2 separate regions of the Mus musculus genome follow, and region 1 is linked to region 2. The links are chromatin contacts, found by POLR2A ChIA-PET in ENCODE. All regions are on one chromosome and are shown on one strand. Each heading gives the region's core, a stretch centred on a gene start or an enhancer-like site at or near the end of the contact. The rest is flanking DNA. Distances are from core to core; before and after follow the strand shown.

What was found. ChIA-PET counts read pairs that join two places held with the same protein, here RNA polymerase II (POLR2A).
Region 1: POLR2A ChIA-PET joins it to region 2 with 13 read pairs in embryonic stem cell. The contact joins the promoter of Snx18 here to the promoter of Cspg4b in region 2. POLR2A ChIA-PET finds 5 or more read pairs at or near these places in 3 of 5 experiments (Patski and embryonic stem cell).

Annotation. Positions count from the first base shown.
Region 1 is chr13:113,616,039-113,622,304 of GRCm38, reverse strand. It overlaps Snx18 (sorting nexin 18), which reads left to right and starts at 3,741. Exons shown (of 2, transcript NM_130796.4): 1 at 3,741-5,503. The coding sequence starts at 3,910.
Region 2 is chr13:113,291,760-113,298,296 of GRCm38, reverse strand. Cspg4b (chondroitin sulfate proteoglycan 4B) reads right to left here and starts at 5,127. Exons shown (of 10, transcript NM_001378698.1): 1 at 4,963-5,127. The coding sequence starts at 5,041.

The DNA.
Region 1 (6,266 bases), core at 2,492-4,991, 330 kb before region 2:
TGGGAGTGGAGGCTCAGAGACTTGCCCCCACCCCCCAAGCCTTCCATCTCACTTCTGAGTCTTTGAAAGAAGCAGGGGGAGTCTGATGAGGGGAATGTGCTGCACTCGGACCTCTAGGGTAGGTCGGGGTCCAAGCAAAAGAACAGCAAAGGCAAAATCAGGGGGCTGTCCCAGGAGGAGTAAAGAAACCAGCCCGCCCTCTCTCTTGTGGAAGAGGCAGCCAAGAGCCATGCACCTTAGCTTAGGCCTCCCTAGCCATGGGAGAAAGTAAGAAAATACAGGTGTTAGAACCACCTAGTGTCCCTTAAAGAATTTCAAATATGAAAACTCAGCGAAATAGAAACAGTTGATAGTGGCGACAGTGACTACATGAACTAAGTTATGAGTATGTTCTATATTCTAGAGAAGTAATTCTCAACCTATGGGTCATCCGATACACTGTATGTCAGATATCTACAATTCAAACAGGAGCAAAATTACGGTTATGAGGTAGCAATGACATAATTTTATGGTTGGGGGAGGCATCACAGCATGGGGAGCTGGGATCAAAGGTCACAGCATCAGGGAGGTTGCGAGGAAGGCCGCTGCTCTAGAGAAAAACTTCCCTATCCTTTCTCACTCATGATATTTAGAACAGATTGTACGAACTTAGGTACATAGCTATGTGCCATCATTATGAAAATTAATTATTTATTAGTAATAAATCAACAATTTTAAACAATCCTTTTATATGCTTATGATTTTACCATTTATTAAAGATAAAATTGCATACTAATAAGTGTGCCTGCTTGTTTTTAAGTAAGAATTACATCTTGGATAAATGCTTGATACTGAAGGGCACAGGATCTTCAGTGTTTTTCAGAGTTGATTGGCATTAGTTTTTATAGTCATCAGTTCTTGAGAACTATCTATTTCACATAAATATGTAGTACAAAAAGTGGCAGAAGTATATCAAAGGTCATTTCATAAATTGCTAGCAAGTTCTATCTTATTCCAAGCCAAAAATTCACCTTTTTGTTTCTTTGTTTTTCCAGACAGGATTTCTCTGTGTAGCCCTGGCTGTCCCAGAACTCATTCTGTAGACCAGGCTGGCCTTGAACTCAGGGATTCATCTGTCTCCACCTCCGAAGGACTGGGATTAAAGGCATGCGCCATTATGCCTGACTCCAAAATTCACTTAACAAGTTTTTACAAACTTAAGTAACTCAAACAACAGCTGGAAGTCAAACACTCTGAACACAGCCTAAAGATGATTTGACACATACATGTTGAGGAAGGGCGGCAAGAAACTATTCTCTCTCTCTCTTATTATTATGCTTCTATAAGAGCAGAGAACTTTATATTCACACTAAAAACATTGCTGCTCATAATACACAGTTGTCTTAAATCACAGCTGGGGACCCTTGGGCACTATTCAAGGGCATGTCTGATGGTCTGCATCCTGCAAGGTGAGCTTATTGTGTGTCTGAAACCAAGGCTGCAGTGACGTTGGGCTCGTGATATGGCTGAGCATTGGCCAGAATCACCTCAGACTCATTATGTATTTGATGCTGAATTAAATATTTGTTCGCTGCCTGTTCCGGGAAAATGTTACTGTCACGAGTCATGAGTTTCTCATTCAGCTATGTGGACTCTCTATGGGGTTGTAAGCCACAGTTTAAGCTGTGTTCTAGACAAATCTTTTATAAATGCATTGATATATTTACTTCCATAGGTGAACGATTGCAAGTTATTCATGCTAAAACACATTTTCTCCATATCCAAGACCATCTTAGGGTAGAGTATTTCCTACCATTCTGACCACAGGGCCAAGCACCGTGGCAGTTTTGGTCCCCTCCCTCCCAAAGCCTGATTCCTCAAGAACGCAAGTCTGTAACCTTTCTCTCCGAGGCTGAGCACTCACAGAGCCATGCACACTTAGAACATGCGCACTGGGGGTAGAGAGCATGCGCACTCGGGGTATCACTATTCCCCCCCACACACACACCCCCAACACGCGGAGACCCTTAGCAATCGCTTCTGCAGTTGCACAACCCTTTTGAACAGACTTTCACGTAAACTCATGGAATCATTATACCTGAGATAAGCCTGAAGTTACTGTAACTAACTCTCGAATTTAAAGTTTACTACTGACTAATCCGTTGTGTTTTATCTGGACCATCCGAGGTGAATATCTCATGGATCATACATAATTTAAGCTGTTCAGTTGGTGTTGACTTTATGTTTCCGACTATGGCAAGTTGAATCTCACTGATTGGTCTCCACGACAATCGTCACATTCGGAATTTTGAGCTGAAAGTGCTTGCTGCACTTCAGAAAGAGCTCAGGAGATTGAGTTAAGGCTGTGCAATAGGAGGCCCAGTGCGGGTGCCGAGTGTGGTGTACTTTCGTTAGTGGCTTTGAACAGGATGCTAAGTTAGCTGCCGTGCTTAGGAGAATGGAATCTTCTGGTCTGATTGCTGGATTGCCATAGAAGGGGTCAGAGGGCAGGCGGAAATTCATGACACGTGACTGTAGAACTCCAGTTAGAGGTATCCTCAAAGGATTAGGCTAGACTCAGTAAGCGGAGCGTGAGAAAATAAGCCTTGGGCAAATTACATATTGAAGGAAAAGATTTGAAACAAGGCAACCACGGGATATTGACATACGTCTATTAAACTCTCAGGAAGTGATTTTTGATCTACTTAACATAAATTTATTGAAAAGGAGAGGTTTTGTCAATGACCTAGGAGGAAGTGTAAAGTTGTAAGCCTGTTGCGTACCACACCTATGACAGCTCTAGTTATAACTAGTTCTAGGACCCTTCTTTCTCTCTTAGAAAAGAGGCCAGAGATCGCGTTTCCCCTCATAACAGCCGCAGCCAACAAGTGGACAGTGCTTACCGAGTATATTAGCATTTCACTTCAGTCACCTGTAAGATAAGAAAGCCATTATCACACAATCCACAAACTCTCAGAGATAAGGACAGCGCAAGTGACAGGCTCAAGGTCATACAGCCAGTCAGAGCCAGAACCGAGCCTGGCTCCTGCGCCCTGGGCCCTGAAGCCTGAGCTTTCATTCGCTGCACGTGTGCTAGCACCCAACTCTGCACGTTCACTGGAGACTTCTCAGCTCTCTTTCCCTGCACCACCCTTGCCTCTGGTCAAACAAGGATCTTCCCGAATTCCAGCTTTGTTCCAGGCTCCACTCCTTGTGTACAAGATCAGAGAGTACAGGAAGGAAGGGAACCGCACCTTTAGTGACAAGATGAGGATCTTGTGAGTTACTACACATTAACCCTGGCAAAGACGTACTTATCAGTGCAACAGCTAATCTTCTTTGTGAACGCCTTTATTACAAGCTTGGGTTAAGGTCATTTTAAGAGCATTTACTCTGAGAAGTAACAGCTGGCTATCGTAGATATAAATAATCTATTTAAAAACAACAACAACAAAAACCCCAAAAACAACAAAAAACAAAAAAAGAACAACAACAAAAAAAACCCTACCCCACATTTTCTAACGTACAAATCTAAACAATTTCAGATAATTCACTTCTGAAAGCCTCCCACCCACCACGTGGTCACTCAAGCGCGCGCCTTTTCCGTAGCCGCCACAAGGTGGCAGCGGCGGCCGCAGAGTCGGCGCAGGCACGGCTGCTCGGCCGTCGCTTGCTCTCGTCTGGCACGCGGCTCTCGGCAATGGATTAGCTCTGCTGGGGACGTGGGCGCTCCGGGCCCCGCCCCCGGCCGGCGGCGGCCCCGAGTTGCAGTCGCTGCTGCGAGCCGAGCCGAGCTGCACGGAGGGCGAGAGCGGAGCGGGGAGCGGACCGGTGCGCTGCCCTCCAGGCTTCCCTTCGGCGTTCGGGGGGGGGATCCTGACTGCAGGGGCCCTCGGACCGGCCCGAGCTCGGGGCGCCGGGCTCGGGACCATGGCGCTGCGCGCCCGGGCGCTCTACGACTTTAAGTCCGAGAACCCCGGTGAGATCTCCCTGCGGGAGCACGAGGTGCTGAGCCTGTGCAGCGAGCAGGACATCGAGGGCTGGCTCGAAGGGATCAACAGCCGCGGCGACCGCGGCCTCTTCCCGGCCTCCTACGTGCAGGTGATCCGTGCGCCGGAGCCTGGCCCTCCGGCCGACGGCGGCCCGGGAGCTCCGGCCCGCTACGCCAACGTGCCGCCCGGCGGCTTCGAGCCTCTGCCCGCCGCGCCACCCGCCGCCTTCCCGCCGCTGCTGCAGCCGCAGGCGTCACCCGGTTCCTTCCAGCCGCCGGGCGCCGGCTTTCCCTACGGCGGGGGCGCCCTGCAGCCGTCGCCCCAGCAGCTCTACGGTGGATACCAGGCCAGCCTGGGCAGCGACGATGACTGGGACGACGAGTGGGACGACAGCTCCACGGTGGCCGATGAGCCAGGCGCGCTGGGCAGCGGCGCGTACCCGGACCTCGACGGCTCGTCGTCGGCGGGCGGCGGTGCGGCCGGCCGCTACCGCCTGTCCACCCGCTCGGACCTGTCTCTGGGCTCCCGCGGCGTCTCGGCGCCCCCGGCGCACCAAGCGTCTGGAGCCAAGAGCTCGGCCACGGTGAGCCGCAACCTCAATCGCTTCTCCACCTTCGTCAAGTCGGGCGGGGAGGCCTTCGTGCTGGGAGAGGCGTCAGGCTTCGTGAAGGATGGGGACAAGCTGTGCGTGGTGCTGGGTCCCTACGGCCCCGAGTGGCAGGAGAACCCCTACCCCTTCCAGTGCACCATCGACGACCCCACCAAGCAGACCAAGTTCAAGGGCATGAAGAGCTACATCTCTTACAAGCTGGTGCCCACGCATACCCAGGTGCCCGTGCACAGGCGCTATAAGCACTTCGATTGGCTGTATGCGCGCCTGGCGGAGAAATTCCCAGTCATCTCGGTGCCCCATCTGCCTGAGAAGCAGGCCACCGGGCGCTTCGAAGAGGACTTCATCTCCAAACGCAGGAAGGGTCTGATCTGGTGGATGAACCACATGGCCAGCCACCCGGTGCTGGCGCAGTGCGACGTCTTCCAGCATTTCCTGACCTGCCCCAGCAGCACTGATGAGAAGGCCTGGAAACAGGGTAAGCGGAAGGCTGAGAAGGATGAGATGGTGGGCGCCAACTTCTTCCTCACTCTGAGCACCCCACCTGCCGCCGCCCTGGACCTGCAGGAGGTGGAGAGCAAGATAGATGGCTTCAAATGCTTCACCAAGAAGATGGACGACAGTGCGTTGCAGCTCAACCACACCGCCAACGAGTTTGCGCGCAAGCAGGTGACTGGCTTCAAGAAGGAGTATCAGAAGGTGGGCCAGTCCTTCCGGGGTCTCAGCCAAGCCTTTGAGCTGGATCAGCAGGCCTTCTCCGTGGGTCTGAATCAGGCCATTGCCTTCACTGGAGACGCCTACGACGCCATCGGCGAACTCTTCGCTGAGCAGCCCAGGCAGGACCTGGACCCAGTCATGGACCTGTTAGCACTGTATCAGGGGCACCTGGCCAACTTCCCAGACATCATCCATGTTCAGAAAGGTAAAGCTTGGCCTGTAGGGCCGGTGGCACGGGGTGTTTTTTTAAGGTAGAAAGTGGTGACTTGGATAGGCATACCACTGCCGGGTTTCAGGCTCCTGGTGGTTCTCCGTGTCTGGGGATCTTAGGGTTGTGGACTGTTGGGATTTTCCTTTCCGAGTGTTCAGTGGATTGTTAGAATGCTCCTTCTAGTCAGGGACTGCCTGCCACTCTTTAGAGGGCTAGATTTTCAGACCGTGTTGTCACTTCAGAATTTGAATAGGCAGAGGAATCAGCTGTTCTGATGTATAAGCTTGTGGGCTGGGCAGAATTGGCAGGGGCACCCAAGCCAGACTAGGCAGCCCTTTGAACACTGCAGGGCTGGCAGAGATGGGAGAGGCAGTAGGAAGAATGGATGCCTGGGAATAAAGGTAAGGCAGGCTTTCCCCTCCATTCCTGCTGTGGCAAGGGAGTTTGGCCAGCCCTGTTCACAGTGCTGGGGCAGCACAGGAACTTCCTGTGTCAGCTTGCAGGACGGCCTAAAGGCTCTCGACCTTCAGGAACTCAGCTCTCCTTTCTCTGGGTTTGGAGTTTATTAACCAGCTGACATTTGGACTGTTCTTTAGGAAAGTGATGTGGGAGACTAGCTGGGTGAAGTAGGAGTGTTGTGTCTGAGAGCACGAATTCGCTGTCCCAGCGACAGAGTGCTTTAGTAGTTTGGTGTGTCGCTGGCTTTTGTTAAAGCACTGACTTTGCAAATGATTTTTTTTTTTGTAAACATCAGCAG
Region 2 (6,537 bases), core at 3,878-6,377:
AAGATGGCCTAGTCGGCCATCACTGGAAAGAGAGGCCCATTGGACACACAAACTTTATACGCCCCAGTACTGGGGAACGCCAGGGCCAAAAAAATGGGAATGGGTGGGTAGGGAAGTGGGGGGGAGGGTATGGGGGACTTTTGGGATAGCATTGGAAATGTAATTGAGGAAAATATGTAATAAAAAAATTATATTACAAAAAAACTGAAATCAGAAAACAAAACAAAAGTTCTCTGGCATCATTCAAATTAGAAGAGTCCTATACTGGAAAACACCTCTTACTCACTCTATGTGATTTTATTTAAGCTCATTAATCCAGTTGGAAAGGCAGATTTTGCCCTGCAGATCCTTCTTAACAATTTCTACTGTTTTAAAATTGTGTGGATGCTGTGCGCACATCAAGTTCAAGTGGACTGTTTATTCAAGAGACAGCTAACTTTAACCAGCTCCTCAGAAGAAAAATAAAATTACAAATGAGAAATAACTTAGCACAAACATCTTAAACACCCCATGCAGCCTCCCAGCAGATAAAACACAAAACCCTGCTCCCTTACAAACGTCACAGTAGAAAATCAATGGACCAACATTTGCTCTATGGCTATAGGATGAGAGGTTGACAAGATGGCTCAGTGAACTGTGAAGGGCAACACTGGCGCCAAGCACCTGTGATAAATGTGTTGCTGATGCTGTCAGAGGAAGACAAGAGCAGAGGACCACAAGTTCAGATACACTAAAAAAAATGTCAGGGTCTGGGTTGATCTAGGTCAAGCAATCTAACACCTTTCAGCTCTTTGCAAACCGCAACCCTCTAGGCTCACACTCTCCATTTCACCCAAATATCTGCCTCTGTGCAATTGCTCTGTACTAGGTCTTCAGGTTACCCAGGCAAAACCAGCTCCAGTCTCATCCTCTCTCAGTGAGGATTTCTGTGTCTGGCACTACCCGGGGGGGGGGGGGGGGTGGCGGGCAGGGAGCGGCAGGGTGGAAGAGGCAGCTGGTTCTGAGGTCTCCAAAGCAAAGAGTCTCCAATGCAAAGAAGGTAAGTGAATGGAGTAGTCCGAGTCTCCAGCAAAGAGTCTCCAAGTCTCAGCCTTCCCTGGTTGAGCCACCAGCTCCCTCTGCTGTGCCCCAGAACCTAGGCTCAGTTATTCTTGCTCTGCATTGGTATCTGCTACCCAGATAGTCTTTGAAGCTTCCTCCTTAGACATGGCTGTCCATCTGGAGCCAGGCTTCCTCCCTAGAGTGTCAGTGCCCAAGATCTGAAGTTGACAGCTCTCCCTCCTCTTCAATGGCACCTGACTCCTAACGCCCAGAATTCTATGACCCTTCTGTATCTTTTGCTGAACCCCTGGTGGGGCTTTAAGTGTTTCAACTATGAGGAGCCAGCACTCTGAACCACCAGCTGCTAACAATAAAATTAAATAAAATAAAATCTGAATCTGTGCACCAGCTCCCAAGGAATGCCAGGATGTTTACTGCAGAGCCAAAGGAGTCGTCATCTAAAAACGAAACAACAAAGCCGAATTCAGTTTGTCCATTTAAAGCTGCCTGAAAGTCTGTCTCCAATCAGAATGTAAAATAGCTGTTCACCTCTCGATGCACAAGCCAAGAGGGAACCCCACAATGTGCAAAGCTGACTGTGGGACCCCTCTCCTCTTTTGGCACACATTCACACCACAGGCAGGCTTGCCTGGCTAACTAGCTGCATCAATTACATTATCTCCCTGTAAGTAAACGCATCCTTTTAAAAAAAAGAAATCAAGAGGGCCTTGGTTTGGATGTAGTCTGTACCCAGTGGTTCACGCCCTGGAAGCCTGGTCTCTGCTGTGCCAAGGAGAGGTGCCAGTAGCTTTAAAGGGTAGCGTGATGAGTGGGAGGCTATCTGGTTACCTAAGACTTTACTCTCAGAAGAGGTTACAGGAGTTCTCGGGGAACCCTTGTTAGCTCTCTGGAGAAAGGAGCTATGAAATGTAAGACTAGCCCCATCCTGGACACTCTCTGGCTCCCTTCCCCCTGGCATGATGCCAAGTGCCACGATTTTCTTCACCAGAACCAGCCCTAAAGTCCTGAGCTAAATAAACCTCTTTTCTCTAAAGCAAATTCAGTCTTGGGTGTTTTCTTCCAGCTGACTAATTAATACAAGGTGTTTTAAAAATTCTTCCAAACAACTCAAGGGTGAAGACACATTTACAAACATTGTAAAGAGCTACAAGGCTAAGCAACAGGTCACACACCCTCCCCTTGCAGGTGCACGCACATGCGCTTGCGCGCGCACACACACACACACACACACACACACTTCTTGGACAAGGGCCCAGTCAGCCTTGTTAGAATGCAAAAGCAATAGTTGACAAGAAGATAGTCAAAATTAGAAATACTGAAAACAAAACAAAAATAAACCACTGGTGGTGATAATATGGCTCCCGTGCAACATATATCTTGTTACCTTTAAAAACCGGCCAAGAACAACAGTATGGCTTACACATAGAAACAGCTGAGCCCTGTACACTAAAAGGACCTTTACTAGACAGTATCTATTGCCAGACAAAGGTGGCTTCTGCTGTGGTGACCTCTCACCCTGAACTCTTCACAGACTAAGATCAGTGCTCACCTTGGACGATTCAATTGTTTAAGAACACACCCTGAATTATACAAGGCAACAAGGGGGAGGGGAACTAAACTCACATTACACATGCAGTAACTGAGGAAAATATTCTCAGGGCTGGAGGGACAGCTCAGCAGTTACAAGCATGAACTGACCTTCCAGAGGACCTGGGCTCAATTCCCAGCATCCACATGGTGGCTTTCAACTTATCTGTAACTCCAGTTGTAGGGGGCCTAATGCCCTCTTCTGGTCTCTTCCACCATCAGGCACACGTGGTAAAAAAGACATACATGCAGGCAAAACACACACAGCCACATCTGTGCATTACTGTAGATGACCTGTAGAGAGTTGAGCCTGACTGGGGTGGGGAGGGGATGAAGTAAAGACAGACAGACAGACTGACAGAAAGAAAGAAAGCTGGGGTCAGATTGCTGGAGCTCTCTTCTGCAGAAACCATGGCTCACAGAGGCTCAGCACATTTGTTATATAAAAAGAACGGAGAGACACCGTTATTGCTTACAGCTGAGCAAGAAGCCAGAGTTATCACATACAGATATAAAAGTAGGCGGGGTTTGTGGTATCCAGCTGGATCTAAGAAGACAGGTGTAGTTAACAGAATGTATAGGGGTGCAGTCTTCAGGCCAAAACTGGGTGGGGTGGGGTGTGGTTGACATCTTCTCTCATACTATCAACATCCACACATGGACCAGAGGAAGGCTTTGCCCTTTCCCTCTTAGCCTTGCCACAGGGATAGGGGAAGGCTTTGCCATTCCTGCATGGATCTGAGGCTCTGGGATCTTTGACATGAGGAAGCCCAGGGCTTCCTCTTCTCCCTATAGCCCATACACATAAAATCAAAGAATAACAATTAAACTATTCTCCCAGGCATCACAAAGTAGATTTCGAAAGATTTGGGCTTACAATATTTGTCCTGCTGTCCTGACAGCTTGAAGAACATACATGTTACAGCGCGTGCTGCGGGATTCTTAATTCAACAAAGAAGCCACACTCCTAACCTTAGGGAATATTGTGCCCTACTGTCTCCTACCCCACTAACTGCGGACATAATGGATAGGAAAGGCAGGAAATGGGTGTTTATTGACCATTCTTTGGCTGCTAAGCAGTTGTTTTAGTTAAGCCTCGTGGAAGATGTTATTATCGTAGTAAATTTACAGAGGCCCAGAGTAGTAACTGAGAACAGAATATAGCCCTTGGGTTTGAAGTTCTCCCTCACTGACTCTTAATCCGTAAACTTCTCTTTGCCCCCATACTATTACTGGCCCCCTGTCTGAAGCCATGTGGGTTTTTCTTCCAAAGTCCATTCACTGCCCTTTGGAGTCTCTCCTCTTAGACTCAACACCTGTTCCTTCAGTCAGTCACAGCAGCCAACAAGCCTCCTCCGACCCTTTGCCACACCCACCCTTGGAATCAGTCATGAAGGGGCAAGGCAGCCTGCAGATGAGGACCTAGGAAATATGAAGGAGGATAAAGAAGGAGTAGAGCTTTTCCGAGCAGCCTGAAGAAGTGGAAGGGTGAGGCATCTTCAAGAACCTAGAAGGCCCTTGGACTCCAAAGAGGCCAAATGACGTCATCACGCAATGATCATGCAAGCAGCGATGCTGTTCGGCCACTCTGAAAATGAATTTAAATCCTGAGAATTTCATCTAAATACTATGCACATGCAACACGTGTGATTTAGAATTTCTTTTCCCGTTTAAAAACAAAGTCACCTGGAAGTCATTTTTGAATTGATGTTGGGAAGGCCTAGGAAGTGGAGCTCATAAAAGTCCAAAGAACCACGTGTTTAGTAATCTGGAGGGAGGCAAAAAGCCAAGGGGGGGGGGGGGAATAAAACACTAAGTATTTGAGCTCAGAAAAGTTAAGGTTCCCTACGGTGCAGGGACAAGAAACCAGGGGTCAAAGACTAGCCCAGGTGAACAGAAGGTCCCCCACTCACTGCATTTCACGTGAGACCAAAGAGCTCCAGACCCAAACTGAAAAGATGCAGCCGGGCTGCCCGCAGGAGTCGGCCATTCTGCTGGTCGGGTGGCCGACCTTAAAACTCAGTACACCGGGAGGAGGTGGGGCACAGGCTGGGGCTGGGAGTTGGAAGGGGTCGGCCGCCAGCAAGCCTGTGAGCAGGGCCGCGTCGCGTCCTCCCCTCTGCCCAGCTTGGGGACAAGGGGCCTGATCGCGCCTGGGGGCCTGAGGGACCGAGGGCCGCGCGCCCTGCTCGCCCAGCCTCCGACTCGACCGGACCGGACCCGACCCACACTCCTACCGGCCGCCCACCCTCTCCGCGTAGCGCCGCTTGGCTCGGCCCGCCTCGGGCGGGGAAGGGAAGTTGGGGCGCGTACCTCCGAGCCCCCCGCGCGGCCCGCAGAGCCCCAGAAAGGCGGTGAGCAACAGGAGGCCGCAGGCCCCGGGCCGCCCCATCCCGCCGCGCCGTCTCCGGGGCCCGCGCCGAGCTCTACCTGCGCGGCCCGCGACCCGCCTGCGCGCCCCAAAGCCTGGAGAGAGGCGGCGCCCCGCGCGACACGACGGGGCGGGGCACTTCTGCGACCTGCAGCTGTTGCGCGGGATCAGAGCCAGCTAGATCGAAGGCTCCAAGGCAGTGCAGGCTACAAACAGGACAGGGAGTCGGTGGTCCCCTCCCCTGCTTGCAGATTTGAAGTTTAGTGTCCCTGGGTGGAACGGGGAGCTCCGGGCAGCAGGCTGAGGGGATAGAAGGGCAGGACCTAGGCTGGCCTTGAAACAACCTGTCCCTATGACCACAGCACATCCCAGGGGGACAGTGGGTTTTTCTCAGCCTTATCCTAAAGCGGGCCTTCTGTGTAATGTTTGTGAATGTGTGTTGGATGAGCAGAACACGGTAGGAAAGAAGTAGCCTGTCATTTCTTTGCAAATGTGAGCCTTACTTTTAGATTTTTTTTAAAGCTCAGTCCGAGTTAAACCTTTGAATTTCTGGAGCAACTGCCTGTCAGAATAAGGTCTAAGATTTTATGTGTCGATATCACGTCTTACCTTGGGAGCCATGATTACAAGTCACAGGGAGGAGACACCCCCACACAAGTAGAGTCCAAGGAGATGGTTGGACCAGACGATTCCAGGGCTCTCTAAAACCAGCTTCCCTGGGCTACATTTTGCGATGCTCGGGGTGGTCAAAATGGCAGCTCTCCAGCTACCAGGATAGTCAATGTTAGTCCTGCTTTGTTCTTAGCAAAACCAAGGATGACTTCATTTCCCACCCGTTCCATTCTTGGTTCTTTAATAAAGTGCTTTTTAAAGCAAAGAATCACATTTTGACCTTTTCTGCAGCCGAAAATCTGTGAGGCCTCTGTTCCACTTCTAAAAAGAATACGTTTCGTCCACCCAGCAGCCTTCCATGATCCTGGGAACCTCGCCCTCCTTTAGAGAAACTGTACTCTCTGCCTGCCTCACCATGTGTGGGAATTAGGAGTTGGCATCCACTTCTAAGAACCCCCTCTCTGTCACGTGATGGGCTGGGGTGGGTACTCGTGACTGGAGCAGGGCCAGGCAGTTTCCAATCTGAAGATTTCCACTGAATGCATCTAAGGAAGAGGGCCTGCAACTCTCCGGAGTGGGAGGCAGAGAAACTATGAATGGCTCTGACTTTTCTAATAAGCTAGCGCACAAAAAGAAGACAGGACCTAGAAAAAGGTTGTAGCTCCACCTGGGGTCTACTACCTCCATGAGCCAGCCCTGAAACCAACTGTTCCTTAATCATTTCACGGACGTTTTTGCATAAACCATTCACGTCCACTTTTAACCGAATCTCCCTGGAGTTAAGTTCCATACTTAACTTATTACCAAAAGCAACCTGTCAGTGTGAGCCCAAGCATGGTAATGTGCTGGTGTGTATATTGGTGGCCTGTTTGGTGGCCTGTCACAGTGACAAGTCATCTGACAAA